Linked DNA regions of Homo sapiens: all the other regions are linked to region 1. Evidence: chromatin loops called from intact Hi-C (ENCODE). Cell type or tissue: heart right ventricle. All regions are shown on one strand. Each heading gives the region's core, and the rest is flanking DNA. Links, peaks and the distances in the headings are about the cores only. Region 1 overlaps LINC01004 (long intergenic non-protein coding RNA 1004). Region 2 overlaps KMT2E (lysine methyltransferase 2E (inactive)). Region 3 overlaps SRPK2 (SRSF protein kinase 2). Region 4 overlaps KMT2E (lysine methyltransferase 2E (inactive)). Region 5 overlaps KMT2E (lysine methyltransferase 2E (inactive)). Region 6 overlaps KMT2E (lysine methyltransferase 2E (inactive)).

Region 1 (5,383 bases), core at 308-5,307:
GTTGTGTTCTAATTACTCTAGTTTCCAGCTCAATTGGTGTTGGAGAAACTAGCCCACTTATAAGTGGCTCAAATGAAAACCCACGGGGAGGCATTTTTCTTTAATAAGCAACCCTAAGCCCCCTTTGAAGTCAGTCTGACTAATCAAAAGAAAGAGGTTATATATCCCAGTTTTGACCTTTTGTGAAAATAGCCCTTTTACTGTATGTGATATATTATTGGCATCTCATTCTGCACAGTCCAAATGATGTAGACAAAATAGTGATTGGTATATAACTATGGACACCGAAGATCCACTGCAAGGCCTGCCGATCACTTTACACAGAAGGAGCCCCTTTCCTGAGGTCCGCTTGCTCGCTCGGGGTGGGGTGGTACTTTGCCCTAGTAAACTACCAAGCAGTCCGAACGTTCGCTCCTCTGGAAGACCGAGTTGTGGGCGGCTGCGCTGCGGGGGCAAACTCGCCGCATGCCCGCTGGCCAGAGCGAGTCGGGGCCTGGCGTTAGGGCAATCCAGACTGGCCGGCATGGTACAGGGCGTATCCCTAGCCGCCTTCTGTGTCATATGGGGCGCCGCCCTCCAGCCTAGGAGAGGCGGCCGCTAGGAGGGGCAGAAGGGCCTTGTCTGCCCCGGTCTGAATACCCCAGGCGGGGTCGGAAAGCGGGTCACAGAAGAGCCCAGTAAACTGCAGGGGTGCAGCTCGTCTCCAGGAACCGGCAACCCCCAGGGCCGCACAAGCCGGTAACAACCCATAATCCGATCCTGTCTTCGGGATCAGAAGAGAGGACAGCTGGCCCGCGCGCCAGCTCAGTTCCTCCTCCGCATTCTTCAGGAGGAGCCCCAGAAACGCACTTCCGCCGCGCGGGCCTGCCTCCACGCAGGGCGCGTCCTAGGCCGGTTCATTTCCGCCCAGCGCTTTCTGTGGCTAGGGGAGTCAGGGGTTTCCTTTTCCCTTATTCGGGCTCTTATGTTACCCCCGTTTTCCGTTGAACCCTTTTCTCCCCTCTTGCCCTCCAAAAAAGCAGTCTGCTGCCGCTCCCGACTTTTCTCGCTGAGACACCGTCAGCTCACTCCGAGCCCAGCACAGCGGCCATCTTCGGTAAATTCTGGCAGCAGCCCGCCTGTTCATTGTCCTGTGTGCCCAGAGGAAAGAACTACTCATTTTTCGTGATCAAGCTAGGGGAGGCAGGAGCAATAATGGCCCTGCTATAGGACTGGCTTTTATTTGAATTCCAACTCTTCTGCCACCTTAACCAGCTGTATCCAGATTTTAAAAGTTAATCTATCCGAGCCTCTTATTAAATATTAGGTTGATGAGATGATGCATGCAAAGCGCTTAGAACAGTACTAGGCATAAAGCGTCCGACATAAAGGTTAAGTAAAAGTAAGGAAAAGCTATGGGGATGTATTGAGTATCTCTTTGCCCAATGACGTATTAGTCGTATTAAATATGGAAAGTGCCTTTGATTCGCCGTGCCCATGGGAGAAGGCATAGGAATGGCCTTTTCCCACCTGTAATCAGAGAGCAGGTGTTTCAAGAACGCCTCAATATGTTTGCGATCTCTCACGCAGCCTTTCAGGCTCCTAATTCCTACGAAGTTTCCGCTTTTATTCAAATTGGCTCACTCCTTTTTGCAGGGCTTTGTACTGAATGAGTATTCTTTTAAGGGTGGTGGACAAGCAAAGGTTTGGTAGCATCACATTTTTAATTTCACAGGGAAAATGGGTATGAAACATCTTCCCAAGTACATCTTAGACTGCCAGCTGACAGCAAGCCATAATGCTCCCCAGCTCTTGGGCCCTACACCCCCTCTCCCCCATCCCCGCTTTAGTTCTTTGTCATTGCTCATGGACAGCTGGTTTGGGGACCAGGTGCAGATGATGGGAGGTGTCTGAAAAACAGCAAGTGAGAAATGCTAGTTTTGTTGTTTTAAGTTGCACTGATGACTCCAGTAGTTATCTGTGCTGCTTGTGATAATTTATAAGGCAATGATAACGAATTAAACATACAAAAGATTATTATCTTCCACAGGAAAAAAAAACTGCAAACTTGTGACACCATTTATGATCCACTTAGTCTTGAGATACTGAGTAATAGAACTTTCTCCTTTTAGGCTGAGTTATGAACTTCGGTTTGGTTTCTTTCTGCAATCCCTGCAGGGCCATAAATTCTTGGCCCTTAAGACTGGGTGGCCCATAACAGACTCAGTGATACCATCAGTAACCACAATTCACACTGGAGTCAAGTTATCTGATTCCCACACCAGTTGGAGAACTGGAGATTCCTTAGAACTTTTAACTGTCATGTTTTCAAAGTTGACATGGAAAATTTTACATGAAGCTTAAAAATACAACTAATCTGTGGTGATAGAGACGAGAAGAGTTAAGCTCTAAAATTAGAAGAGCAGTTCGTTTTGAGGCAGCACTGATTGGGAGGGAGCATGGAGTATATAATTACACATTTCTATGTAATGTAAAAATGTATAGATTTAAGATTTATGCATTTTATGTAAATTTTACTACAATAAAACGAAAATGAAAGAAGACAGATCATAGTTTAATCAAATATTGTGTACAAAGTAATTTCTGTTAAACATTTATATTTTTATGTGTATATGTATCTTTTACATGTATGTGTTAAGGATATGCATTAAAATGGTAATAACTTCCTCTGCCTGTTGGGATAATGGAGAGTTTTGTTACTTTTTGTCTTTTTTTAAAACATGTTCTTCAATAATAATGTATTGCTTTTGTAATTATGAAAAACAAAAGTTATTTTGTAAATCTTTGTTACTGATAAGAGATGGGTATTCTGTTAACTACTCAATTCTCATGTAGGAAAACAAAATAAATAATGTCTATTTGATAAATCGAGAAACAGAAGCATTACTTAGAAATCTGAGTTACCTCTAAAATAATGACTGGCATTTGAAGTTGAGGATGGGTCTTGAGTTCCTGTGATTTTAAGCTCTTGGATATGAGGGTTGGGTGAGTTCCTCTTTTTCTCTTTTAAAATATATGTATGTTTAACTTTGCTAAATAAAATTTAAAAGATGCAATGTATCTCAGTGCAATTTTTAAAAATTTATTTTCATCCAGGTTACTCTACCCTTTCCCTTTGTCATTCAGCAGGCAGAACAAGGAAAAATTAAACTTCTAACTGAAAGGAACTTTGAATAGCAATCAATATCAAATTAGAGACAAAATATAAATATTGCTCAATATAAAATGAGGGTTTTTCTTAATTGAGGGGACAGAAATACAGCTTCTCAGTTATCATAAATTGCATCTTTTTTGGGGAGGGCCTTTTTGGCTTGCATCCATTACCAATTATATATCTTTCACTACTGTGGGAACTGCATTATGGAAACAGCTAAAGCTTGTGTATTTAGCGCCCTCTAGTGCATTATCTTATAACTGATAATACTCCAAACAGCTAGAAAAAATGTAAATCTCAGTCCACCTCCCCTCTTTGCACCTACATGTTTCCTAGCCATGAGACATTAGGCTGTGACCTCACAGTAGTTCTTTAATCTCTAGGCTTCAATTTTCTCATTTGTAAAATGAGGACGATAATAAATACTAGATAGGGTCCTGAGAACTAACTGAATGGTCTATGCTTGTGACATGAATGCCTGGCACATAGTAGAAGCTCGATTAGTGCTAGCTACTCTAACATATAAATAGATCGAGTCAGTACTAACATGATTAAAGACAAGTAATCTTGACTCAGATGTCAGAATCTGCTAGTAGGAAAGTGGAAAATGTTAAAGAGGAACCAAAAAATAAAGAATGAAGGCCTGGGTTTGATACTCATCTTTGGTTCCCTTTTGAGTCAATTGATGCCAATTCTGAAGTCTGGGAACATGTTAAATTCCTTTGCATCCTTCACAGTGCATATAATTGCACACTGTCAACAAATATTTGTGTTAATATTCAAGCTAAATGGTTAGCAAACAAGATGAAGAATGACAGAAAATAATAATTAGTATAAAAATTTGTATTTGGATTCAACTTTCTGTTATTTGAGGCAGAAGCCAAATGCCATTTTTTGGATTGTAGCTTCGGAACAGGCTGTGGACAAGATTTGTGTTACCCGTGTGCAAATGAGCAGCATAATTATACTGTGTGTTTCATATGTTCGCTATGTGACTTTTGTGACTCATTACTGACAACGACAATAGTAGGTTCTAGAATCCTGCCGTCATCCATTCTCACCCATTTTCAGCATTGCATAGGCTATACAGCTAAAATTTACTTCCTCAGACACATTCCAAGAGATACCTTCTCTCCACATAGTCTACATGACCATCTATAGTTCTTTTCCTGCACTGACAGACATAGACTTTGGTACTTAATACCAGTACTTCTTGGGCTCTCCAAGAACCCAGTTGCTTGAGGAAAGCATTGGGTGCTTCTCACCCTGAGTCCCTGGAATCTTTGGTTGGGCCTGTATATAATAAATGTCCCCATTGCTTATTTTTCTTGTGTGCTTTATATTAGACATGTCACAGTGTTGTCTCTCCTTCCCTTCCATTGCCTCAGTGCTAAACCAGACCAATTTTCTCATGAAAGGTACATGATACAGGTAACCATGCATTGTGCCTCTATTAATGCTTATACATTATGCTAAGCATTTTACATCCACTACTTCTTTCACAACCACATCCAGTAATAGAGTATTCCCATTTTCCAGAGGGGAGAATTGCCCTAGTTCACACAGATAAATGGCAGAGCCAGACTTCCAACCCAAGTCTGCCTCTAGAATCTGTGGATTCAACACTGCATCAGAAACTCCAAAGGGAAAATTTTGAGTTGTCTGTCTCCAGAAATTCCTGCAAGGAAAATCATGAAGCTCCCTTTAGGCACTAAGCCATAAGTTCTGAGGCTTCATCCTTTTCAAGAAAACCCACCTACCTAGCCCTGATAATTATTAGAACTGCGATGACTCACATTTACTTGGCACCTCACAGTTTTCAAAGGTTGGCCCATGGGGTATCTCATTTTATTTTCCAGAAAATCTTTTGCGTTCATCATCAACTGAGTGTCCAAGCTGGTGAAGCAAGTTCTTTTCTGGCAGAAGATTGCAGCTCCTATTATTTACCCCCCAGGGGATAAACTGCAAATCCCAGGCCTTACAGCTGGGAACACAGAGCTAGCTGTGCAAGCATATAAAAAACCTTGACAAAGCAGGAGGGGGGTTCACATACTGGCTATCCTCATTACAGTGCATTGGGCAAGGAGCTCTCCCACTGGAAGCTGTATCACAGAACCACAGGCACTGCCTTGGCGGGCAAAACCACATTCAGCAGTTCTTCAATCAGCCAGGGCCTTCCCTGCCCGTGTGCTCATTCATTTATGCTACGCATGTGGTCTCTTATAATTG
Region 2 (5,383 bases), core at 84-5,083, 110 kb before region 1:
AGTTGGATAACATCTCAAATCCTGTCACCAGATGACTTTTCTGGCAACAAACTTATCCTATTTTATTATTAAAGCATTGCATATTCTAAAGTGATTTTCTAAATGAAGTCAGTCAAGTTTTCCTAGAGACATTTAGTAACAGCATGGATTCTGCAGTGTTTTCCCACAGAGTCTGTTCCACTGAATAACACTCTGTGGGGGTCAAAGGTGTTATCCACAAGAAACTGCAAGGGTATACAAGTTTAGGAAAATCTGACAATTGTGTCAAGTTTTTAAACACATGTACACTGGTAATCTGAAAAGGAAGAATATAGTATAGTGCTCATCACAGTAAACTGGTCACGGCTCTTTTTCACAAAGCATCTCAAATTATACTTGCGTGGAATACTTGATGTGAAGGATGAAAGCCGAGAAAATTGTGGGGAATCCTGCACAATTCAGGGCAAGGCCTCCAGATCATCCATTACCTGAACTACAGGGAAGCTTCATTCAGTTCACATTCATGGGCCTGTATCTGTCTGTCTATCTTTCCTCAAGTGGTTGTTATAAACATTCAGTTAGCTCATTTATTGATGGTCTACTTTTTTGCCCACCATTTTTTATTCCCCTAGGAGCTAGGGCTACAACAATGAATAAAACTGAAAGTTTTTTCCCTCATGAAGTTTATGTTGTGGTGGTATAAAAATTCCAGACTAGACTATAATACCTGCTTGACAAGTCCAGGAATCTCTTGCCTACGTGACTTCCTTGTCATACCCTTTCACCGTTTCTCAAATGTCCGTCCTTTTAAATATGAAGACCACACTGAATCATCTTCTGTGGACTCAATTTTAAGCAATCTGATAATATAGGCCATCAAATATTACCAAGATTGTATTCCCAAAGTACATTATGAGGGTTATGAAAAATTATTTTGGAAATATTTTAAAACTACAAAGGAGACAGTTTTCATGCCATTATAAATGGGGGAGGAAGTGTCTTTTTTTTTTTTTTTTTTTTTTTTGAGCCTTTCACTGTCACCCAGGCTGGAGTGCAGTGATGCCATCTTGGCTCACTGCAGCCTCCTCTTCTGGGTTCAAGTGGTTCTCATGCCTCAGCCTCCCAAGTAGCTGGGATTATAGGCATGTGCCACCATGCCTGGCTAATTTTTGTATTTTTAGTAGAGATGGAGTTTTGCCATGTCACCCAGTCTGGTCTCGAACTCGTGGACTCAAGTGATCCACCCACCTTGGCCTCCCAAAGTGCTGGGGTTGCAGGCGTGAGCCACCAAGCCCAGCAACAAGTCTCTTTTAGTATTTAAATCTTTCAGAAGTTTGCTGCTTTTAAAATGATCACTTTAAGCTACAGGTATACCCCCCAGTATCTAATCCCCTTCCACATGTACTGTTTATATGAGAAGATTACAGCCATCTAGCCCCACCTCCACAAATATACTAGGAGGACACTCAGTAGTGCCCTGGTTTTTGGAATCTAGTGAGTATAAACAGTCTACTGTATTTCAGTCTACTGGGCTTATGGTAAGATTTTCCTAACGTACAATAACCATGCAGTTCCACATAACTTAGCCACAAATTTGCTTTTGTAAAAGCAGGTAACGACTTCTTAAGGATAAAAAAGACAAAATATCATGGATGGAAAAAGAAAATGTTCATAAAAGAAAAATCCAAAAGGCCAAAAGGGGTAGAGGTAATGGAACTGGAAATGAAAAGGCCTTCCATCTTGGCCACATAAATATTCTTTCATGAAATCTTCATCCCTGAGTATTTTGTGTGACCTATAGCCAACTTTATCTCCCTAGTAGCCCTCTCCTCCTCCAAAAACAGCCTATAATCCCAACCAAATATATTTACAGCTCTCTCCAAGATTTCCCCCTGGAAAAATACATTCCATGAAACTTTGTCATAAGCTAACCTGTATTTGGTTAAACCCTACTCAAAAGGTCCATCATAAATATAAATACAAAAATATATTAAATATACATAAATATAAACATGTATTACCTAGAGTTCATGAGACAATCTGATCTCTCTCCAGCTATAAGCTATGTATCATATTTATATTTCCTTCACTTATTGCTGAGTTGTATTTATTTTTGTGAATACTTCTAAAAGCAGAGATACTGCCTTATCTTCCATTCTCATTTAAAAAAATGAAGCCAACAACCAAAATACATAAATACCCTGGTGCACTTTTTGGAAATTCAGCATGATTTTAATCAGTGGTATATGAAATTATGTATACAGGTTAAAATTGCCAATTTTGTATTTTTCAAGCTGTACTACAAAAGGATAGGGTGAAGTACAGTAGATCCCACTTATTCACAAGGGATACATTTCAAGACCACCAAAGCATGCCTGAAACTGCAGATAGTACTGAACCCTATATATACAGTGCTGTTTTTTGCTATACATATGTAACTATAACAAAATGGAACAATTATAACCATATACTGTAATGACAGTTATGTGAATGTGATATCTCTCTCAAAATATCTTAATATTGTGAACCTCAGTGGGTAACTGAAACCTGGGAAAGCAAACTTGCAGGTAAGGAGGGACTACTGTACATTTAAATTTGGTGATTACATGGAGTTTATCTGGGAGGATGTTATTACTGACTCGTCGTATTCCAATCTGATAAATACATGATACCGAGTCTAGGTGAACATCTTAAATCTGAAATGCTCTGAAATCCAGAACTTTTTGATGGCCAACATGGTGCTCAAAGGAAACGCTTATTGGAGCATTTCAGATTTTTGGATTTGGGATGTTCAACTGGTAAGTGCAATGCAAATATTCCAAAATATTAATCCTGGAAAATTTCTGGTCCTGGAAAAGTAATACTCAACCTGTATCTCCATAATGGTTTGGAAGTCTATCTTGTCACAGGTGGAAATTTAAATCAGTTTGACGTAAGTTTCTCAAGAGTAGTATGCTACCATCTTTATTCTACCTAGTATTAGTTGTCCCTCTTTGTCACTTTTTGACTTGACGTTATCTTTCTGACTACTGATGTTAATCTAACCAATATAAAAATCAAGACTAGGAAAATAAAAGGTGATTCATTTTAAACTTTTCAAAACCAAATATAATACTAATACTTGGGGGTGGGGAACTCTACTAATTGCTTAGGAATCCTAGGATGCATGATTTTTCATTCTGCTTATTTGACTACATCAAAAAATTCTGTAATGCAAACATCAAAGCAAATGAACTAATTAGAAGTAACAATTGTGATAACTTGGAGAGCTATGGGTCAGCAGCCAAGGATTTTTAGATTTTAATTTCATATCCTTTCGAAATACCAAATTAAAGACATTTATACTTTGCAAGTTTTCCACATTTTATTCCCATGAAAAATACTCAGTTTCATATCCACCTTAGTGGCAGATGACAGAATATATTAAAATGGATATAAAAACTTTGAAGTATTCTTCATCTTACTATAGCATACTAATAAGCAAAATCAGGACCAAAAATGGATTCCAAGTAAGTAAGCCAATATACATATATATTTTCTAAGTTCCACCAAGTTTAACATTGAGTATACAATTCTCTTTTTTTTTGGAGATGGAGTTTCGCTCTTGTTGCCCAGGCTGGAGTGCAATGGCGTGATCTCAGTTCACTGCAACCTCCGCCTCCCAGGTTCAAGTGATTCTCCTGCCTCAGCCTCCCAAGTGGCTGCGATTACAGTCACATGCCACCATGCCCGGCTAACTTTTTTGTATTTTTAGTAGAGATGGGGTTTCATCATATTGGTCAGGCTGGTCTCGAACTCCTGACCTCAGATGATCCACCCGTCTCGGCCTCCCAAAGTGCTGGGATTACAGGCGTGAGCCACCGCGCCCAGCAAATATCCAATTTTCTTCTGGCATCTGGAAATGAGGATGTTCTAAGATCCACTAACATTGTCAGCATTTACAGAAGAATATATATTTAAAGTAGCCCCATACAAATGTTTTTAAAGAGAATTCAATCTGAATAAAATTACTGTATTTACGGGCAAAGAACAAACCCCCACTGGTTTTCTGTTTTTGTTTGTTTGTTTGTTTTGTGACAAGGATCTCACTCTGTCATCACCTAGGCTGGAGTGCAGTGGTAGGATCACAGCTCAGTGCAGCCTTGACCTCCTAGACTCAAGTGATCCTCCCGCTTCAGCACCCTGAATAGCTGGGACTACAGGCATGCACTGTCACACCTGGCTAATTTTTAAATTTTTTGTACAGATGAGGTCTCGCTATATTGCCCATGGTGGGTCTCTAACTCCTGGGCTGAAGTGATCTTCCCACCTAAGCCTCCCAAAGTGCTGGGATTACAGGTGTGAGCTACCACGCCTGGCCTATGATTTTTTTTTATTTCATTTTTTCTCCAAAGTGGTCACTACAGCCCTTAAAGCCAGTTACAGAAGAGGTTCCTCCCACCAGACACATGCCACACACAGAAATAAGTAATACTCTAAATTGGTTTCCTAAAAATTCCCAGCACAAGGCTGTGTCAGTTGAAGAATAAACAGAACAATACTAAAAATCAATACTCAATAAAGAGCCATAGGTAACTTGAAAAGGCACACATAACTTATATATAATTGAATCTCAAAAAAGGTTCAAGATAATCCCTTTAGGTACAAGAATTCTTCCTTTATAAACTCCTCTAATATTTTCTGTTTGCTTTTCTTCTAATACTACCTTGTCTCAACAGACCAGTGTTCCTAAAATCCTAAGGCTCTGAAACAGTTCTTTATAGTTTTCAGAATTTTGAGTATCAATAATTCATCAATATTAGAAAACTATCAAGGTGATACAAACAGGCACATATTAAGTAGGTCAACAATGACCAAACTTTTTTTTTTGGAGATGGAGTCTTGCTCTGTCACCCAGGTTGGAGTGCAGTGGCATGATCTCAGCTCACTGCAACCTCCACCTCCCAGGTTCAAGCAATTCTTCCACCTCAGCCTCTTGAATAGCTGGGAATATAAGCCTGGCTAATTTTTGTATTTTTAGTAGAGACGTGGTTTTGCCATGTTGACCAGGCTGGTCTTGAACTTCTGGCCTCAGGTAATCCACCCACCTTGGCCTCCCAAAGTGAGTGGTGTGAGCCACCGCTCCCAGCCAACAATGACCAACCTTTCAAACATCCCACCCTTAAATATGTGACGTGAGAGTCCATGGAATACAACATAGAAACCCTGAAAACAGGACACAAAGGACCATACAAAGTAAAGGGGAATGGGGAGCACCTATCATAAGGCCATCAGTCAGTTTGTAAAGTCATTTTCAAATTTTAGGGCATGGAAAGTATACCATATTTTCTTAACTGGCTGATATATCAAATGCTAAATTACCTTCACTGACAGATCAAATGCTAAATTACCATAATTTGTAAGA
Region 3 (5,383 bases), core at 308-5,307, 350 kb before region 1:
TGAAAAATCCAAGATTCTAATTTGAGAACTATTATAACCAAAAAGGGTCAAAATAAACAGTTCCAAACTACAGGAAAAAAGTGAAATATTTCAACAATAATTTATTGGATATATACAATGAAAATCATCCTATTTACAACAGGATTCAAAAATTATTTCTCTTTCATAATTAAGAAAATTTAACCCCTGATAAAAGTGATTTGAACAGGCCACTTAATTACAACAGAATACTAGCCTTTAAGGTCAGTGCTTTTAGCTTGAGACCCTTAGGTTGGACTTTCATATTATCTTAAAAATCTGCGGGGCACAGTGGCTTATGCCTGTAATCCCAGGACTTTAGGAGGCTGAGTGGATCACCTGAGGTGGATCCACCTGAGGTCAGGAGTTTGAAATCAGTGTGGCCAAGATAGTGAAACCCCGACTCCACTAAAATTACAAAAAAATCAGTCAGCCGTGGTGGTGCTGGTGGCCTGCGCCTGTAATCCCAGCTGCTCGGAAGGCTGAGGCAGGAGAATCGCTTGAGCTGGGGATGTGGAGGTTGCAGTGAGCGGAGATCATGCTACTGCAGCCTGGGAGACTGTCTCAAAAACAAAAAACAAAACAAAACAAAAAAACTTGTAACAATTTTTACTAAATTTATTTAAAGATGGTAAAGTTTCTACTCACCTTTTATTTTTGCCTTGTAATAATTTCAAATTAGTACTTTATCTTAAAACATTTTATTTTCAGGGTTTTGGTTCTAGGAGTTACATTGAAAAAGTTTTTTTTTTTTTTAATATTCTTTCTTTTTTAAAGTTTTTTTTAATTATAGGAAACTTCAGACTTAGAAACTGAGCTGATAGCATATGAAACCCCTAAGTACTTGGCACCTAAATTTAACAATCATTAAGATTTTGTTCCATTTTTTTTCTTTTTTGCAACTGTATTTAAAAGCAGTTGGCATATTATTGTTATATCTCTTGCATATTATTTCTCCCTTACATATTTCTATATACATCACTGTCTTAGTTGACCCGGGCTGCCATAACAAAATACCATAGACTGGGTGGCTTAAAACAACAGACATTTCTTTCTCACAGTGCTAGAGGCCGAAAGTCTGAGATCAGGCTGCCAGCATGGTCAGGTTCCAGGAGGGCCCTGTTCTTGGCTTGCAGATGCCTTCTGTCTCACTGTGCCATCGCGCTTAGGAGAGTTAGGGAGCAAGCTGTCTGGTGTCTCTCTTTATATAATCCTATCATGAGGCCAGTGGTGGTGGCTCATGCCTGTAATCCTAGCACTTTGGGAGGCTGAGGTGGGTGGATCACCTGAGGTCAGGAGTTTGAGACCAGCCTGGCCAACATGGTGAAACCCTGTCTCTACTAAAAATAAAAAAATTAGCTGGGCTTGGTGGCAGGCGCCTGTAATGCTGGCTACTCGGGAAGCTGAGGCAGGAGAATCGCTTGAACCGGGGAAGCAGAGTTTGCAGTGAGCTAAGATTGTGCCATTGCACTCCAGCCTGGGCAACAGAGCAAGACTCCATCTCAAAAAAAAAAAAAAATCCCTTCATGAGCCTCACTATCATTGATGCCTTCCTCTAACCCTAATTACCTGCCAAAGGCCCCACCTTCAGATATCACACTGGGGGTTAAGGCTTCAACATACGAATTTTGGGGGGACACAATTCAGCCCACAGCAATCATGCATTTATTACATAATCATAATGCATTATCACAATCAACAAAATTAACATAATTTTTCTGGTGTCATCTAAAAATCAAGGCATGGGTGGCTCATGCCTGTAATCCCAGCTCTTTGGGAGGCCGAGGTGGGTGGCTCACTTGAGGTCAGGAGTTCGAGACTAGCCTGGCCAACATAGTGAAACCCCATCTCTACTAAAATTACAAATATTAGCTAGGTGTGGTGGCGGGTGCCTGTAATCCCAGCTACTTGGGAGGCTGAGGCAGGAGAATTGCTTGAACCTGGAGTCAGAGGTTGCAGTGAGCCAAAATGGCACCATTGCACTCCAGCCTGGGCAACAGAGCGAGACCCTGTCTCAAAAAAACAAAAAACAGAAACTCAATCCATGTTCACATTTCCACAGTTACTGTAGGGAATGCCTTTTTACAGTTGATTTATTAGAATTGGGAACTCAGAGTGTTAAATTTGTTATGCTTTTAAAATCTGGAAGTAGTTTTAAAAGTAGTTCAGTAAGACAACAGACTCTTTCCTCAATGTGTAGTATGAAAAAGGAATTTAGAGGAGAGATTGCTATAGAGTAAAATTTACTTAAGACGTATAACAACAAATGTAATGAGAACTTTTTTTTTGGTTTTCAGTCCTAAGAAATCAACTGTAAAAAGATGGTAATACCCTAAATTCTATATAACTCCAATATTCTGAAAAACTGGTACATATACATGTTTGAGTTGTAAATTTAAAAATAACATCTTGAAAGTATTTTCATTAAAGGTTTTATATTTCTAATAAATTATAATGGTATTTTAAAACAGTCCCAACACACTAAAGAAAAATTTGAGTGAAGATACTGTCAAAAGTCAAGCCACCATTTTGTGAGGTAACTTTACAGACTTTTCCAAAGCAGAATTTATCATAGTAGTTTAGTAAAACGTTGTAAAGAAAAGAACATTACTTTTTTTCTCTGTGTTTTCTATTAACTGTAGTGAATATTTGATGTGAAATGCCATTCAAATATGAATTTAACCAGTAGGTGGCAACAAATCAATATCCAAATTTATTTTTAAGAAAAGTTCAAGAAAAATACTATAAATTGTAAATAAGATAACATTTGATTTTTTTCATAAATAAACATTTTGTGCTTTTGGCTTTAGTAAATGTTATTTAATTTGAAAATTTGGTATATATTTTATTTTTATACGATAAGCAAAGTTTTTTTTTTTTTAGATGGAGTTTTGCTCTAGTTGCCCAGGCTGGAATGCAATGGCATGACCTCGGCTCACCGCAACCTCTGCCTCCCAGCTTCAAGCAATTCTCCTGCCTCAGCCTCCTGAGTAGCTGGGATTACAGGTGCCTGCCACCACGCTTGGCTAATTTTTTGTTTTTTTTAGTAGAGTCGGGGTTTCTCCATGTTGGTCAGCCTGGTCTTGAACTCCCGACCTCAGGTGATTTGCCTGCCTCAGCCTCCCAAAGTGCTGGGATTACAGATGTGAGCCACTGCGCCCGGCTGCTTTTTTTTTTTTTTTTTTAAAAGATGGTCTTGTTCTGTCACCCGGGCTGGAGTGCAGTGGCACCATCTCACTGCAACCTCCACCTCCTGGGCTCAGTCGAGCCTCCCACCTCAGCATCTCCAGTAGTTGGAACTAGAGACAGACAACACCATGACCAATTTTGAAAATGTTTTGTAGAAATGAGGTCTCACTGTATTTCCCAGGCTGGTCTGGAACTCCTAGGCTCATCCAGTTCTCCTGCTTCTGTCTCCCAAAGTGCTGGGATTACAGATGTGAGCCACGACATCCAGCCCAAGGTTCATTTTAAAGCTATGAGTTGATTTTTGATAATTGAATTATTTGCTCATAGTTCTTTTAAAATCTGAATGATAATGCAATTGTTTGCTTTATTATCTTGTGGCTATAAATAATCAGTCATGGAATTGGGAATTTTTTGTCTTCCTTTATTAGAAGTTTAATAATTATTTGATAATAAGTAGTGTTATTTATTTATTTTTTGAGACGGAGTCTTGCTCTTGTTGCTCAGGCTGGAGTGCATTGGTGCGATCTCGGCTCACTGTAGCCTCTGCCTCCTGGGTTCAAGCGATTCTCCTTCCTCAGCCTCCTGATTAGCTGGGATTACAGGCATGTGCCACCACACCTGGCTAATTTTTTTGTATTTGTAGTAGAGACGGGGTTTCACCGTGTTGGCCAGACTGATATCGAACTCCTGACCTCAAGTGATCTGCCCGCCTTGGCCTCCCAAAGTCTGGGATTACAGGCATAAGCTACTGCGCCCAGCCAATAAGTAGTGTTCTTTAAGTTAATTAATTTTTTTTTTGTTTTTTTTTTTTTTGGTCTGTATCCCAGGCTGGAAGGCTGGAGTGCAGTGGCATGATTTTGGCTCACTGCAACCTCTGCCTCCCGAGTTCAAGTGATTCTCCCGCCTCAGCCTCCTGAGTAGCTGGGATTACAGGCATGTGCCACCATACCTGGCTAATTTTTTTGCATTTTTAGTAGAGACTGGGTTTCACCATGTTGGTCAGGCTGGTCTCGGACTCCTGACCTCAAGTGATCCTCCTGCCTCAGCTTCCCAAAGTACTGGGATTACAGATGTGAGCCACCGTGCCCAGCCAAACTGTATACGTATTTTAATACCAGAAACATCAGGGCTAGGCGCAGTGGCTCATGCCTGTAATCCCAGCACTTTGGGAGACTAAGGCGGGTGGATCATGAGGTCGGAGTTCGAGACCAGCCTGGCCAACATGGTGAAACACCGACTCTACTAAAAATACAAAAATTAGCCAGGCATTGGCCGGGCGTGGTGGCTCACGCCTGTAATCCCAGCACTTTGGGAGGCCAAGGTGGGTGGATCACGAGGTCAAGAGATGAGACCATCTGGCCAGTGTGGTGAAACCCCATCTCTACTAAAAATACAAACATTAGCGAGGCATGGTGGCGTGTGCCTATAGTCCCAGCTACTTGGGAGGCTGAGGCAGAAGAATTGCTTGAACCCAGTAGATGGAGGTTATGGTGAGCCGAGATTGCGCCACTGCACTCCAGCCTGGCAACAGAGTGAGACTCTGTCTCAAAAAATAAAAAATAAAATAAAATTAGGTGGGCGCCTTTAATCCCAGCTACTTGGGAGGCTGAGGCAGGAGAATGACTTGAAACCGGAAGGCGGAGGTTGCAGTGAGCTGAGATCGCGCCACTGCACTCCAGCCTGGGCAACAAGAGCGAAACTCTGTCTCAAAAAAACAAAACAAAACAAAAACAAACTCAGAAACATCATAGCATTTTCTGATATAAATGACTGGAAGAAATCTGTGTATATTTATATGTTATAATGGTATAAATATAGTATATTAGTTGGTATTTAGATCAGTTATTACAGCATTAGGCTAGAATGTTTGGTAAATGGTACATAAAGCATGATACTGTTTATAAACATTTTCCAAAAGCTCATTACCAAATATTGTTAATAAATGTATATGTGTATTCTCTTCTGTCTCTCTCTCCCTCATAAAACTGTACAAAATGAACTAGCAGGGAGCAGAAAGTAACTACTACTGGAAAGCAGGAAAGAGATTGGCTCTCAGGACATACTTTTCAGGGAATATGGAGCTATTTTTTGTAATATTAGCAGTTTTCATTTATGAGGGATAAATGTTAAAATACTCTTTGTTCTGTAATGTATTGTTTGAATTAAAAATACTGTA
Region 4 (5,383 bases), core at 183-5,182, 120 kb before region 1:
AGCCTGGAGTGCAGTGGCGTGATCATGGCTCACTGTAGCCTCGACCTCCTGGGCTCAAGTCATCCTACCACCTTAGCCTCCCAACTAGCTGGGACTACAGGTGTGCACCACCATGCCCAGCTAATTTTTTTGTTTTTAATTTTCTGTAGAGACAGGGTCTCGTTATGCTGCCCAGGCTGGTTTTGAACTCCTGGGCTCAAGTGATCCTCCCACCTTAACCTCCCCAAATGTTGGGATTGCAGGCATAAGCCACCACACCTGGCTCACGATACATATATATTTAAAAGTCACCATTGACAATCCCTGATATAAGGGGTTTGGAATATCTCTTAAGGTTCTTGTGCTTTGAAATTTTTCATAGTCATTAATTCTGCTGATTCTCTGATCTACAACATACATAATACAGTCTCTATTGGCTATATGAATATACCTGACCCTGAAGTATAAATTACTACTTTAAAAAAAACGAGTAACCATTCATATTGTTACCTAGTTAGCAAATGATATTTTAATTTCCAAGCGTAAATGTAACTTATAGAAAATATGGCCGGGTGTGGTGGCTCACGCCTGTAATCACAGCACTTTGGGAGGCTGAGGCAGGTGGATCACAAGGTCAGGAGATGGAGACCATCCTGGCCAACATGGTGAAACCTGTTTCTACTAAAATACAAAAAAATTAGCTGGTTTTGGTAGTGCGCGCTTGTAGTCCAGCTACTCAGGAGGCTGAGGCAGGAGAAGCACTTGAACCCGGGAGGCGGAGCTTGCAGTGAGCCGAGATCACACCACTGCACTCCAGCGTGGGCAACAGAGCGAAACTCCATCTCAAAAAAAAAAAAAAAAAAGAAAAAGAAAATGTACAGAACTTAGTATATATAAATGTGCATATGTATATATATATACACACACACACACACACAGAAACACACACATTTTAAAAATCTACCCATCCTTTTTTCCAAAGGTAACCACTGTAAACATTTTAGCATCTTTTCTGTCCCTCTCTGTATATAGAACTCCATTCCTAGGACTGCAGTAGTGAAACACATGGAGTCTGGAGCCAGACTGCCAGGAGGGTGAATCCTGGCTTTGCCATTTACACTATGACCATGAGCAAGTTAAGTAACTTTTTTATATCTCAATCTTTATCTGTAAAAGAAGGGTTGTGATAGAACCTAGTTCTATAAATAGGATTGTTATGAAGATTAAAAGTTCAATAACATACATAAAGCTCTTAGAACAGTATCTGGCACAGAAAAAGTGACATGTATTATTAAACTGAATGAGGCCTTTAGGGGAAATCATGATAATTTGGTACTCTGTCAAACAGTATGTTGTTTAAAATAACAAAATCTGCAGGCAAAAGAGGCTTTTTAAGAGAATCAGATAGGATGTAGAAGCCTACATCTCAGACCAGGGATTTAAATAAATTTATCGTACCACAACTTTGTTAAAAGTTTAATAAAAGGTAGGGATTATGTCATATTTGTAATTGAGAAAGTAGTTTCACTTCTTTTAAGCCTGAGGTTTTTTCTTTTCACTTTACAAAGTTAGAATTTTTTTGTCCATTGTTACAGGCAAATATTGGGTTGCTTAAGCTATGGCGGTGCAGTAAGGAGAGTACAGACTTTTAATTAGAAACAACTGTGTTTAGATTGTCTCTAATGAAACCTGCGACTTTGGCAAGTAAATTATTTAACTTGTGCTATTAAAATATAATCCTGGGTTCATACTAGAATTTTACTAAATGTACATGTCATGGTTTAGCAGCATGCCTACAAACTGTACTGAATTAGGTAAGAACAAAGACAGAATAAATGAAATTTCAAAGTAAAGTGTGTGAGAAGTATACATTCATGATCTACCCCTAAACAGCATAAGGATTACCACACTTTAGTATCTCTGCCCCAATCTGCTGTACTCCAGTCAGAGTGGGAGACAAAGAGCAGCTTCATTAGGATGTTCTGTTATTTCTGATCTGAAAAAGCTCAGGCTGTTTACCGTAATTGCTTAAGTCTGACAGTAGTGTTTCAGAGATTTTTATTAATAATTACACCTAAAACTACTCTTTCTTACAAATTTTCATAGTACATTCTGTGGAAATCAATTTCTTCACATTTAATTCTTATAATCTACCTATACAATGAAATTTATAAAAATATAAAGGATAACACATCTAAAACCAGTTTCAGAGAAGTATATATTTTGTACATAAAGTAGACAAACTTATTTAAAGAAATCATGAATTGCAATACCATAAAAGTCCTGATAAACTGAATGTAACTTTATCTTCACAGTAATGCAAACATTTATATTAATTTTACAGTTTTGGAATTCTCATTCTTAGTTTTAAAATCTGCAAGTATAAAAACTGCCTCTTATTATTATGAGGTCTTAAAAATCCAATTTTTAAAACAACAATATAATTAATATAAGAAACTGTTAGAAAAACAGTTCTTACATTCATTAGAATCATACCTTCTTTGTTTTGGGGTACTTGGTAGGACATTTATTAAGTGCTGGAACTTCAGTTTCAGTAATTATTTCTGCTAGTGCAGTTTCAGTTTCTGGTTCTATTGTAAGTACAGTATTTTCAATATCATTTTGTTGTGAAGTAACTTCTATATCAGGAGAAGATGGCTGGATATCTGAACACATGCTGACAGTTCTGTGTCTCCGACGCTGCTGTCCAATGTGAGTCCTACTCCGAGAAAAACTTTTTCTCTGTTTAGTTCTATTTACTTTGGCAGGGGTTGGCTTGCTAGCATTTTCTTCTTTTGCTTGTTCCTAATTCAAAATACAAGCGAATGGAAGTTTTTATACTACATATATATAAAGTTTAAATATAATAGCATTATTCTACTTCAGAAGCCAACTTTCTGGAATTTTTGAATTCTGATATATAATAAAGAACAGAGATAATATATAGTCTTTTATCTCAAGCTGAAACTCCCATAGGATCTGAAAAATGCTATTAAAAAGCTAATAGACATTATTTTAAATTCCTTATAAGTAATTAATGCAAGTATAGACATTTTATTTTAAAGTGTTTAAGAAAATAAAACGACCTGAATAAATAATACCTGAATAACTTCAGCATCACTGACAATCTGTGTATCTTTACATTCAGTTTTAACTTCAGTTTTGGCTGTGCTGATCCTTTCCAAAGCTTGTTCTCTTCTTTTCTCTCTCTTTTCAAGTCTGGCAAAAGCTTGCAAAATTGCTTCCATTTTTCTTTCTTCTCTTGTCTATGAAATTTAAATTTTAAGTGACATCATAAATATCAATGCTCAAAAGTAAAATTAAGTCCAAATGTTTGTGATAAATGTAAAAAATAATTGCTATGATACTATCAGCAAACTACTTCTATTATTGGTGGATATGGGGAGAAAAAACATTTCTGTTCATTGAAGACCTTTCAGAATTCCCATCATCTTGGTAAGCCCTGTTATTGCAAATATTTCATGAAGGAAACACTTGGATGACTGAGTGTTAATGATAAGGGTAAAACAAAACAAAAAAGCCTCAAAAATTACCTTGTTTTACCAAACCGAAAATCTTTTCTCTTAATAATACAGAAATCAGCCTTTTAAAAAAAGATCCAAAATCCCTAAGGTAATGATATGTTGAAAAGGTAAAATTCATATGCACTTGAGTGAGTATATTATTGGCATACTGCAGCAGGATGTTGTGAGGTAAAGTCTTGCATTTAAAAATTATGATTCTCATTTGGTAAGTATCTCTGTGACTCCAGGCAAGTTAACCTTTCTGAGACAGTAAGATGTGGGTAATAAAATCCTTTCCAAAGCTTGTTCTCTTCTCTCTTTTCAAGTCTGGCAAGAAGTTCATTTATGATGAACTTCTCTGAGTTGTTATTTGGTTCCAACAGAAAATACGAGGTTTTCAAACAGTAGTTGGAAAATGGTGGGCGTTCTGTATGTTAATTATTATTTCTACTTTAGTCCTCTTGCCCTCCATTGTAATTCTTATAAAGTATTCCTCTACCTTCTGCTCTTCCTGTCTTCACTGACAATTCAAGACAGGGACTGAGAAACAGCCAAGTGTTCCTTTGAGCATCAGTTCTCTATCCAAAGAGAACATTAAGAGTAAGACCCAGAGCCTTGACAGATGCTTCAGCTCTAAACCAGAACCAGGAACCACATCCATCAACTGTCCAGTTCTTAAAATGAAAAGAACCACAGGTCCTGAGGCTCAGATCCATTTGTCTTTCCTCCTTTATTACACATCGATGTGAGGAAGAAAGATCAGAAACTCAAGGTCTGGATGCCACAGTCTTCTCAATATTGGAGCTTTAGTTCCAGTAATTACCAGCAGAGATTCAAGCCTCAAGATACCTACACTTTGGAAACTACTGTTTACCTGTTCCTGTATTTTTGTTGTTGTTGTTACACTCAGCAAGGGAACAAAATACTATGTCAACAAAAGTACTCTAATAATACTTCTAAGTTTCTAATTTGTTACAGCAAATTTCCATATTGCAAACATGACTCTGAGGAAACTGAGGTCCAAAGAGGTAAGGTTCTTTGTTCATGGATTACGTATCTGTATCTCACTTCTCCTAGTCTGGGACGGGCAAACACTACAATAGCACATGCAAAAGATGGTTCTACTTGTTCACTGGCACTGAAAGTTTTACAGCTGAGTTCTTTCCTTACAAAATTCCTTATTTTTGGGCTTTTAAATTACCTTTACCCCTTTTTGTCTTGTGGTTCTCTGTAAAACTGTTTTTATCAGGGCTTCTCTAAAACCCTGAATGTAGAAGAGGAGAAATTTGGAGTAACTAAAAAGATCATTTTCCCAAACTGCGCTTTACCTGATGAACCTGGTTGGAGAGGAGGGATTAATTACTATGGTTATTTCTTTTCAAAAAATTTAAAATAAAAAATTTGGGGAAAGTACATTTTTCCAGAAGAAACAAACTTGTCTTGGCAAAAATCATTGTATGTGTAAAATAAAAAACTACCCACAGGTGGGCACCCAAGGAAGATATTTTTTGTAGTATGATTATCCTGGGTGTTGTAAGGTAAATATGAATTTATGCCAACAGAGTCTGACATAGTCCAATATTTTCTTGTTTGGGATACAAGAAATATTTTCTTGTTTTGGTCAGAGATAAAACTATATGATATAAACATTCAATTAAAAAATCAAACTCCCCTGTAAACACTACAGCTAATTTATAGTCAGAGCAAAATCCTGTATTTAGAGATGGTTCATAATCTTCTAGAGTTGATCAGGATCTTAAAAAATAATGTGGTCCAATACTGCTGAAGAAACCAAAGCCCATGTGTATTAAGTGACTCATTCAAAAGCAGAGCCATAATTACTATGCAGGTTATGCAGGTTTCCTGGTTTCTGTATTACT
Region 5 (5,383 bases), core at 90-5,089, 130 kb before region 1:
GATGCACAGAATTTGTATCCTGTGCCAAATTATGTCAGGTAATTGGATGATGAAAAATATGTTGATTGATAAAACAGTATCATTATTATTGGATGTACTTACTGAATCCTCAGAGGTAGAAGACAAAGGCTGGGAAATTTTTAATTTTTTGAAGATTAATAATTAATAACTAACTAGCATTTTATATTTTAGCAATAAAAACGTTCACTTAAGAGGCCATTTTCATTTCACTGAGAGATCTAGGAATAATGCCTTTTTTCTTTAGTTTTTACACCCAAGACAAATTTTCCTGTTTTGGGCAAACTACCCATATTTTCAAACAGTTGTTGTACCTTGTATTCAAGAACTACTGTAATGCATTAGTGGTCTGGCTTCATTTTGTATGATGCCAGATCCTTAATTTACCCAGCACAATCATTTCAGTAGTTTCCTATGGCTCCTGCAAAAATGCAAACAGAAACCACCACAGGAACAGCCCCTTGCTGCCTCCTGTTGCTGAGGTAGTAGTCGCTAAAGAAAATTGAAGGCTCCTTACAATCTATATTTGAAAACTAGAACTTCTGTAGAAACACACAGATCCCGATCTTAGAAGTTGTACAGGACAATCTGGTAAAACTGACATAATTGTGATTTATTAACATGAATTAAAATGCCCAACCAGTGCTTCAGTGTGACAGTATATTTAAAATAAAAAAGAAATTAAAGGTCATATACTGTACTACTTTCACAAAGATCACACAGTTTTGCAAAAGACTTGTCATATGTACAATGCTATATATCAAATGAGAAAAGCTGTAAGCAATTATATACGCAAAAGAAATGCAGTATTTACAGTTTGTCAGGAGACATTAGAAATCATCTATACATTAAATTACATTTTGCTTGCAAATAACTGGTAAAACAAAATGAGCCATGTCCACACCAAAATATAAAAATCTGTATTGCATTTTTATACCTAAGATGCATTCACAGAACTGCTGCTGACAGGAAAGAAAAAAAAAATCCTCATAGTGCCATTACTTAGCTGAGTACTTAATGTGTATGTATAAAATAATAGAACATTCACTAAATGAATTTAACTAAAAAAAAAAAAAAGATCATACAGCATCAAATCAGCATCAGATCTGCCAGAAAAAAACAGCTGGAATGTTCACTTACAAAATAAAGATACCTAATACTGGCTTAACAGCACATTTTTTAAAGGAATTTTAAAAAGCAAAAATGAGAAAAATACAACGAAAGAGCACTGGTGTTTTTTATACAAAGGTTCATGTACAAGCTTTAAAAAGTACCTTAACAGGTACATATGAAATATACAGTTTATCTTACAGAACATTTAAAAAAATGTTTTTGGAGTCCATTTTAATGCCACCCTGACCCATGGTAATTGTTTTGAAATGTTGGTGGCACCTGTGCTCTGTGAATTGGAATCTGTCCAGGCACTGGAGATGCCTGCTGAGGTCCTTGAACCCCATGTGGCAGGGCCACAGAGCCAGGATGAGGACAGAACCCTGAAGCAGTAGGTGTTGGAATACTGTTTGGTCCTTGGGGCTGGAGATGAGGACCTGTGACAGGTAATGGACAATGTGGCCCTGTTCCAGAAGGCTGGTGCTGGGGTCCCGGTCCCAAAGTGGTATGATGTGTAGCTTGTGAGGGATACGGTGGTACAGTTGGATGAGCACTCGAAGGAAAAAGTGGAGGTCCTTGATGAGGTGGGTGGTGTAAGGCTTGAGCTGATGTGGTATGATGCCCAGAAGCCAAAACACTGGAAGGTGGCGGCGGAGGGGGTGGTGGGGGTGCTGAATTTACAACATGCTGGTGTTGTGCTTGTAGACCTTGGAGTCCTGTGGATGGATGGGGTGGTGGATGGTGATGAGGGGCAGGACCAGGAGGGGGTGGGGGTGGGGGTAAGTGGTGTCCAGCAGTTTGAGAATGAATATGCGACCCAGGGGTGACCGCATGAACAGGCCCTACTACATGTGCTACAGAGTGTTGCTGATGGGAATTCGGCTGTTGTACAAGGTGCGGTCCTGGAGCAGGTGGTGGTGGAGGAGGAGGGGGGACTACGGCAGCAGCAGTTTGATGGTGAATGGTAGGGTTCTGAGAGGGCAAAAAATGCCCTGGAGTCACGTGGTGTCCTGGAACTGTTTGCTGGCTTGTGGTGCCAGGAAGTGCTTGATTTGGTCCTGATGTAAACACAGTTTGTTGAGAAAGACTACCTTTGAGCTGATTATAATTCTGAAAGTTTGCAGAGGGCTGCTGGTTTTGATAGTAAGACGAAGAAGGAGGTGGAGGAGGTGGAGGGGGTGGTGCCGTGCTGTTCAGACTTTGTTGGTTAAACTGACTGTATGTTGCTGAAGATTGTCCTGAGGGTGTCTGTGTAAATAATGTTCCAGAAGTTGCCTGCTGAGTATTGGCTGGAAGGTTCTGTGCTGCTGGATAAAAGTTTCTTTGAGGCTCTCGCTGAGGTGTTCCAACTTGAGGTGACTGTGAATGATGAGGCCTGTAGGGAGATCCTAACTGCTGTGAAGGAGGCTTTGGTGAAAGATAACCATGCTGTACAGGTGTGTGAGGCGTGGATGACTTTGGAGGATTTTCTAGGTGAGGTGATGGAGGACAGTGCAACTTTGTTGGCACAGAAGGCAGCTTTTGTGAAAGTTGCTCAGATGAATTACGAACGTGTGTCTGAGGAGGATGATTCTTTGAAAGTGCTTGGTTGTTATTTGATAGCTGTTTTTGTTGGAGCTCTGTTTTTAGGTGAACACCATTTTCAGCTTCGGATGCACTAACTGTGGAGTCCCATTGGGGATCTGGTTTTGTGAATATTTTCCCGTGTGCTTGAGCAGGAATTACAGATCCAGGTGAACCAGGCTATGAAGAGAAAACAAATTATATACATTCAAGGAACATTTTGTGTACCTTGAGGTTTATTCTTGTTGGTATTTAATACTACCTAAATATTAATTTTAATGGGGGGCAGGAAATAACATCCTGGATACGTCAATTATGGAGGCTTGGGATGTTAAAAGGCCAATATTTTTCAGTTGTTCCAAAAAGTTATGAGCGTGAGCTTAAAGTGAATTCTCTGGGTTAATTTTTATTGAAGACAAGTTGAGGAAATAATTTTCTTTCACTTTACTCTGCCTTTTTACCCCTAAGCAATGAAACCTGTTTTTGAGCCTCACTCTGAAGAACTCCAATAGCAAGTTTCAATTTTATAATTGAAATTTCTATACCCAACCTAAGGATAAATTGATTTGGGTAAATGAACTTGCTCCCTCAAACCATTTTGATTTTTAATACCTTTTCATTTTCCTTGTACACTGTTCAGATATAAATAAACCAAGTATAAGACTGTTTAAATGTCAATCATCAAAAAAAGATAAATCTCACATTCCTTGTCTTTAGTTTCCAATGATTTACATGCCATACTAGATTATTACATCTTCATGAACCAGGATGAAGATGTCATTCCTTTTAAATGATAAAATGACCTTTTGTTTTTAGATAATTGGATGGTTAAGAATTTCATGACAAGGCTATGAATTTCCTGGACACCACTAGAATAGAGGTGGAACATTTGAAGAAAATGTAAGCTGTTGAAGTGTGCTTAGAAAACTTGAATGTTTGGTCAGAGTTATCCATCACATGTTCAGTAAGAAGAACAAACAGTAGTAAACACAATTGAGTATTTCTGACAGGAAAAGTGTCCAGAAGTCACAAGTTGATACTTGATACAGCAGAAAAACACTGCATATTATAACCATCAGCTTTTCTGCACTCAACCTAAAGTCCTTTGGAACCCATCGAAAGGTCAATGTTATTACCTTGCTCATTTTTGGAGGACTTTTACAAGTATTTTGAGAAGTATCTGGGGATGGACATTCATTCGTAGTTGTGGGTTCTGGATTTTCAGGATCAGGGTCTATAAAGCAGAAGAAACCTATAGTAAGTATAAAATTACACAATAAACACTGTTTTAACACCACAAAGCAACATACATTCTACTATCCAAACCAACTTTTTATAAAGGCTCTCTTGTCTGATTTTAAAATTTGTTAAGAATAACATTATCGGTCATCTGCTTACTGACCTTCCATAAGTTCACTGAAAGAAGGGACTGGGCCCTTAGCTTGCAACTGGGGTATGTGATTTGAATGAGATGAAGGTGAAGACTGAACATGACTCGGTGAACATGAGACACATGGTGATTCTCCCCCTAGAGATGAAGCAGAGCAGACCCAAAGAGAACATTAGAGCTGCAAAGAACGAGGATGCAGAGTGATTAACTGATTCCACTTTCTGGTGAAGGAACAAGCTCACTTACCACTATCTTTATCTTTTCGGTGATCACTGAGAAGTAAAGCTCTCTGATAACTCCTTTCTCTGACTTGTTCCACTGAAGTTGAGGCAGTCCTTTCAAAGAAAAATCACATTATCCTCTATTGAAAGAAACTACTGCTAGTTACATTGTTGCTTCATAGTCAACATGTACTGTCAGACCAAGGCTTTTGATCTACTGGGAAAATACTTTGGTGTTAACCTTTGAAAATAGTTAATCTTGGCAGGGCACAGTGGCTCACGCCTGTAATCCCAGCACTTTGGGAGGCCAAGGTGGGCAGATTACAAGGTCAGGAGTCTGAGACCAGCCTGGCCAGCATGGTGAAACCCCGTCTCTACTAAAAATACAAAAAAAAATTAGCCAGGCATGGTGGCGGGCGCTACTCGGGAAGCTGAGGCAGGAGAATCGCTTGAACTTGGGAAGTGGAGCTTGCAGTGAGCCGAGATTGCGCCACTGCACTCCAGACTGGGCGACAGAGCAAGACTCCAGCTCAAAAAAAAAAAAAAAAAAGTTAATCTTATTTTGCTGACTGCTCCCAGAACTGAGATTATTATCCTTATTTGAAGGACTCAATTCCTTTGTCTCCAGCAATTTATTGGTGAAAAGAAGGCAAGGAGTTGAAGATAATATATTGACATTGAGAATGTCACTTCAGGTTACCAAAGGTACCAAAACATGCCCCTAACAAACTGCTATCAGGATTGCATGCTTTCAGGTGGAAAGGGGACCAAGGAGCAAAGTGAGTGTGGCTGCCTGCCATTTGCCAAGATCCATCCTATATGCAGCTGCTCCTATTCCTTCTGAAGAAGCACTAACCCTGGTTGTTCTTTCAAGGTAACTGGTAGGGGTTATAAAGGAAGTCTGCAGAATTGTTGAATCTGATAAAAATTCTTTGGAGAGGATATGTGTGTGTAAAGTATGAATAAATTACCAAGGAATAAATACAATCGACATTTAAGAACACAGGCCATACACAGCTGGCTTAAAATCCTATTAGCAGAGAGAATCTTTTAAAATTGTGACCACGAAGCACTATCAGCT
Region 6 (5,383 bases), core at 116-5,115, 81 kb before region 1:
AAGTTAGAATAGAGCCTTCCAGGAGACTACAGGCTGAGCAACAGAAAAACAGAGTAACAAATATTAGAGTCATAACAAAAAGTACTCTCTGAGAAGCAAATAACTTGAATAATCCAAAAACTGTGAACTGGTCCTTCAATAATTTGTAGATGGATATAAAAACTCCTAAGGACAATTTTACTATTCTCTAATAGAGATAACTGTATCTTATATATAGACCATCGCCGTTATATCAAAAGAAGAACACTGCTAAGATTATGTATTAAAATAAAAATTACATACCAAAGTATGTAATTTATCACATTAGACAAAATCAGCCAAGAGAAAGCTTTTCTATATGACTGGCTACAATATGATTTGACATTTTCTACTATGAGGAAAGCAAAGTGTCACTGTATTTTTAGTTTTTTAATTTACCTCCTAAATAAATTTACTGAAGTCATTATTCATGGTAGAATGTATTACAGGTTATGAAAGTTTATTTTTACATTTGGAAAGGTACTACAATATGTTTTTATTATTAAGATAAACTCAGTGTTAATATTACAACTTTCCATAAAAATATCAAATTTTACATTCCACTTAATATTTGAATTTCTCATTTTTTGGCAAGAGTAAACAAACTTTTTGAAACATAATGCTAACTGCATGTTTGTATCAATAATATTCAACTCCTAATCACCTAATCTAATAGATGGGGATAATATTACAAGTAATTCAAAGTAATACTTGGCTTTAGGGTCCATTTTTATACTTACATTCAAATATGGGTATATGCCATACTGCATCACATCAAATAATTAAGCAACACCATAATGACCAGACCCAGGAAATTCTGTAAAGCTCCCCAACTTTCTTGCTCTCTACAATGCACTGCGTAAGTACTCTGCGCTTCCCACCCTATGCAGGGGATAAACTCAGTAACTTTCAGGCTGAAATCCTACTGTTCCCTCTTCATCCTCCCCAAATCCTTCCCCCCAGTCAAAAAAAAAAAAAAAAAAAAAAAAAAAACCAAGAAAAAAAAATGATACAAAACCCCACTTTCTGTCCCAATCACACCTTCTCTAGGGGAGGAGGCCTTTCTTGGTGGCTGAACCAGGGTTGGGGGAGGGGAGACTGTGGTTCTGGTTCAAGGAGACTCCAGAGTGCTGCAAGGTTCAAGTCAAAAGGAGGTGAGAGAGTCAGGTCAAACAAACATCAATGAAAATGTTTAATTTCCGCAAACTGGAAAATCACAGTTGACTAAGCACAAATTATTCCAAAGGAAATACAAAAGACTAAATTCTCTCATTTCTATCTTGTCTACTGCTATGTTTATGTACTTGTACTACTATTGAACTAAGTGAACAGAAAAATGTGATCCTACATGAAAAAAAGTTCAGAACTGACTGTCTATTACTCAGTTAACAACAGGGATTTCTAGTAAACTCTTTTTTCACATAGGAGGCTTTTTCTAGGACTGCATCAATAGTAGAAGTCCCACTTAAAATATGTATCCATTAATTCCCTTGAAAGTGACTTTAGTTATCTTTTCCAACATTACCAAAGGTTATCAGCATTCAAGAAAAATAAAATAATGGTGTAAAATATTTTACCTGCATTTGTCACAACAGATCATGTATCCATCATCATGTGTAAAACCACATATGCACCTGGTTACATCAGTACCATAACTTCCATCCTCAGATGTGCTGATTGTAGTAGCACTGGAAGTTTCATCAAAATTAGGAGTGGTAAATATGCCTACTTCATTTTTGCTAATAAGGACTGATGGAGGAGGGGAAGCCGGAGGTGTCGGAGGAGGACGAGCACCATAATTATGGTCCTGAATAATTAAACACAAATATAGCACAATATTATTTAATTTCAACAATGATATAAACCAAGCAACTTAAATAAAATTCAACCCTTAATTTCAATACTCAAGAGATATGAGACTGGCTCATTCCTTCCTTAATACCATTAAAAAAATGACTTGGTGAAGCCAGTTATTAAACCACAGCAGTAAGTGAATATATCTATCTACAAAGTGGGAGTGGTCACATTCACATCCAAATTTCATTCCCTCCCTACCAAATCATATCTTCACGTTCCTATGGTCACATACATAGCTCCACCTCCAAGATGAAAGAAGGTATTAAGATGTGAGAATAGAAGTGTTAAAAAAAAAAAAAAGAAAAAGAAAAACACACATCTCAGAAATATGGAGCCTAAAGAATAATAAAACAAGACATATTTATCACTATAAAACATATAATATAGTTTTTTAAATTTAGTAATTTTTATTCTGGTCCAAGTAGTAAGTATCTCATAATTCTACCTCCATAGTATCATAAATGTGTTGTTATGTAATTACGTTTGAATCTAAATGCTGCCTCTTACTAGATATGCAATATTTAATAAGTTAGATAGGCTTTTATTTTCTCACCTATGAAATAAAAGATGAAAACTACATCTCATGAAGTTGTTTTTAATGATTAAATAATATATGTCTGACACATAACAAGGGCTCAATAAATGGTAACTATAAAATTTACTATATAAATTACTATATAATTCAAAAACTAAAAATCAAAAAATTAAAACAAAATTAATTACTATATAATTCAAAATTAATAGTAGGTAGTACAATACAACCTTATCTGCATTCTTTTAGGAAGTAAAGAAATATAATATCAAACTATTAACAGCATAAATTGCAAAATAATAAGAGAAACAGTTCACTTTTATAGAACTTTAATCGCTTAATGGTTAATGAAAAATTAAACGCCTAATTATTTTGATAGTATGAAACAACCATGCTTTTCAAACATGCCGTTTCAAGCACAGTATCACATGCATCTACTTTCAATCTCTAAATTTAAAAATGTTTTTTCAAAGAAGTGTTTAACACTTACCGCATAGGGCAAACCAATGTAACTGTGTGAATGATGTGAGCTGCTGGTATATAACTGGTGGGGATAACTGTTGGATTTCTCAACTACCACAGGGCTAGCTTCTACGGATTCTGGTCTGGGGGGAAAAAGTTGCATCAAAGAGAATTCCATTCTTTTTTTTTCCTCTTAATCAATTTAATTAAAATGATAAAGTACTTACAGCAAAATAATGGCTATACAAATACAGTATCTACTTACAGCAGGTGGATACACTATAGATAAGATATATCCCATCTAGATTATGTGTCATAAGCAAACTTCTGTTTAAGTAAAATAAATGTCCCAATCCAATTTCAAATATAGTTTCCCTCTCTCTCATTAAAAAAAATTACTAGAGTCCAATTATTATTTAATAAACCCTACGGCACTGAGAAAACTAGCAAAGGGGTGCAAAGAAGTAGTAGAAATAATTTAAGCAAGACTAAAACACACAGAATCTATATGGACCTCAAATGGAACTGAAGTATGCATTTCAGTGTTCAAAAATATATGCATGTGTTGAGTGTGACCAGATATTAATATAATAAAGCCTTGGAAATGTCAGTAAACTTAAGTAATAGGAAGTTTCAAAATAAACCAGGATTTATACCTGAAAAAAAACATAAACAGCTATCTGTAAGATGAGCAATTCTGGTCTTAGATGATGGAGACTGATCAACTACTGATACAATTTGCCCACTGTTGTTGACTTACAAGCTCCCTGGCCTAGCATTTTACATACATCACTTTCCCAACTTCTTTACTCTTACCAATCCTCCTGAGCTCTACTTGGTTAATTCCTATTGATCAACAAGGTTGTGAACCTACATCTGAGGTCAGTTCACACTAAAATTAATCTCTCCCTTGCAAATACTCAATAACATGATTTGTTTCTGTGCCTTTATTTTACAAAACTATAACATCACTTGAAAAATTTTTCATGACAATCTTTATCCTACCTCCTATTAAAACTTTACATTAGAACTTAGTACTATTTGCACTATTATTTAGTTTAAGGATATTTAGTGGTTATATTCTGATTAGTCATGAGACTAGCAGCATAAAAAACATTTTTTACAGTCAACTGCTTCTTAATATACTGTCATCCCTTCACGAAGTCTCAATTTAGCTCTCAGTGGCTGCTGTTGTAAGCGCTGTGTGCCAGAATCAGCAAAAAGAGGAGATACAAACTGAGGTTATCTAATGGTTCTAAAGGAGATTGTGAAGAGTCTCCATTATGTTCTGAATATAGTCATGCTTTGCTTAACATTGGAGATACATTCTGAGAAATACATCATTAGGTGATTTCACCGTTGTGTGAACATGATAGAGTGTACTTTACACAAACCTAGATGGTATAGCCTACTATACACCTAGGCTAAATGGCATAACTATTGCTCCTAGGCTACAAATCTATACAGCATGTTATGCGCTGAATATCGTAGGTAACACAATGCACTGAATATTGTAGGTAACACAATGCTAAGTATTCTGTATCTAAACACATCTAAACATAGAAAATAAGGGCTGGGTGTGGTGGCTCATGCCTATGATCTCAACACTTTGGGAGTCTGAGACAGGAGGGTCACTTGAAGCCTGGAGTTCAGGAGTAGCTTGGGTAAGATAGCAAGACTTTCTCTACAGACATTAAAAATAAAAAAAAAAAACTAGCCAAGCGTGTTGGCACACGTCTGTAGTCCTAGCTACTTGGGAGGTTGAGGTGGGAGAGCTGTTTGGGCCTAGAAGTTTGAGGTTACAGTGAGCTATGATCATGTCACTGCACTCTAGCCTGGGCAACAGAATGAGACTCTGTCTCTAAAAAGAGAAAAAAACATGTACAGTAAAAAAACAATAAAAAAGATAAAAAATGGTACACGTGTAGACGGCACCTCCAATATAATCTTATGGGACCACCATTGTATTATGTGGTCTGGTGTTGACTGAAACGTTGTTATGTGTGCATGACTGTACTTTGAAAACCAATATTCACCTGTAATCCCAGCACTTTGGGAGGCAGAGGCGGGTGGATCACAAGGTCAGGAGTTCAAGACCAGCCTGGCCAAGATGGTGAAAACCCATCTCTACTAAAAATACAATAAGTAGGCAGGGGTGATGGCAGGCACCTGTAATCCCAGCTACTTGGGGGCTGAGGCAGGAGAATCACTTGAACCCAGGTGGCAGAGGTTGCAGTGAGCCGAGACTGCGCTACTGCACTCCAGCCTGGGCGACAGAGTTAAGACTCTGTCTCCAAAAAAAAAAAAAAAAAAAAAAAAAAAAAAAAACAACAACAAGAAAATCAATATTCAGCTAATGTCTATGCTGTTACATTAAGAATTATTCATTATTTTAAAAGAAATGTTTCTTAATTTCAAAATTAATACATGCTGATTGTAGAAAATCTAAATATAGCAGTAATAAGAAAATGTAAGACTATGTCTCCACCCAACTCCCAAACATTCTCATGTTAA

The links. Hi-C counts contacts between places; a loop is a spot of excess contacts. Peaks named below come from ENCODE experiments on the same cell type or tissue, not always from the same donor. Only the 100,000 strongest peaks of a DNase experiment are listed, where the experiment ranks them.
Region 2: it touches region 1 in a loop (2.3-fold over the local background); 32 of 110 quality-filtered maps call a loop at or near these places.
Region 3: a loop joins it to region 1, with 5 times the contacts of the local background. A loop is called at or near these places in 33 of 110 quality-filtered maps.
Region 4: it touches region 1 in a loop (3.0-fold over the local background); 36 of 110 quality-filtered maps call a loop at or near these places.
Region 5: a loop joins it to region 1, with 2.8 times the contacts of the local background. A loop is called at or near these places in 25 of 110 quality-filtered maps.
Region 6: a loop joins it to region 1, with 2.7 times the contacts of the local background. A loop is called at or near these places in 15 of 110 quality-filtered maps.

The regions. Positions count from the first base shown.
Region 1 is chr7:104,979,420-104,984,802 of GRCh38, reverse strand. It overlaps LINC01004 (long intergenic non-protein coding RNA 1004), which reads left to right. Exons shown (of 1, transcript NR_039981.2): 1 at 1-3,056. Among named protein-coding and RNA genes, the nearest start is that of LINC01004, 9.1 kb to the left of the region's middle. RefSeq lists enhancers at 589-888, 1,189-1,278. In heart right ventricle, for the core only: CTCF peaks have their summits at 607, 3,182 and 3,388 (motif pointing left); DNase peaks (open chromatin) are centred at 692 and 832; H3K4me3 peaks cover 2,052 bases; H3K27ac peaks cover 5,000 bases.
Region 2 is chr7:105,091,868-105,097,250 of GRCh38, reverse strand. All of the region lies in intron 15 of KMT2E (lysine methyltransferase 2E (inactive)), which reads right to left. Among named protein-coding and RNA genes, the nearest start is that of KMT2E, 80 kb to the right of the region's middle. In heart right ventricle, for the core only: no CTCF peak of the experiment used is centred there; no DNase peak of the experiment used is centred there; H3K27ac peaks cover 638 bases.
Region 3 is chr7:105,333,472-105,338,854 of GRCh38, reverse strand. All of the region lies in intron 2 of SRPK2 (SRSF protein kinase 2), which reads left to right. Among named protein-coding and RNA genes, the nearest start is that of SRPK2, 53 kb to the left of the region's middle. In heart right ventricle, for the core only: a CTCF peak has its summit at 2,687 (motif pointing right); a DNase peak (open chromatin) is centred at 1,130.
Region 4 is chr7:105,099,287-105,104,669 of GRCh38, reverse strand. KMT2E (lysine methyltransferase 2E (inactive)) reads right to left here. Exons shown (of 27, transcript NM_182931.3): 16 at 3,081-3,245; 17 at 2,476-2,784. Among named protein-coding and RNA genes, the nearest start is that of KMT2E, 88 kb to the right of the region's middle. In heart right ventricle, for the core only: no CTCF peak of the experiment used is centred there; no DNase peak of the experiment used is centred there; H3K27ac peaks cover 2,467 bases.
Region 5 is chr7:105,109,313-105,114,695 of GRCh38, reverse strand. It overlaps KMT2E (lysine methyltransferase 2E (inactive)), which reads right to left. Exons shown (of 27, transcript NM_182931.3): 24 at 4,328-4,416; 25 at 4,094-4,219; 26 at 3,828-3,925; 27 at 1-2,871. The coding sequence ends at 1,363. Among named protein-coding and RNA genes, the nearest start is that of KMT2E, 98 kb to the right of the region's middle. In heart right ventricle, for the core only: no CTCF peak of the experiment used is centred there; no DNase peak of the experiment used is centred there; H3K27ac peaks cover 732 bases.
Region 6 is chr7:105,059,793-105,065,175 of GRCh38, reverse strand. KMT2E (lysine methyltransferase 2E (inactive)) reads right to left here. Exons shown (of 27, transcript NM_182931.3): 4 at 2,898-3,012; 5 at 1,596-1,825. Among named protein-coding and RNA genes, the nearest start is that of KMT2E, 48 kb to the right of the region's middle. In heart right ventricle, for the core only: no CTCF peak of the experiment used is centred there; no DNase peak of the experiment used is centred there; H3K27ac peaks cover 1,206 bases.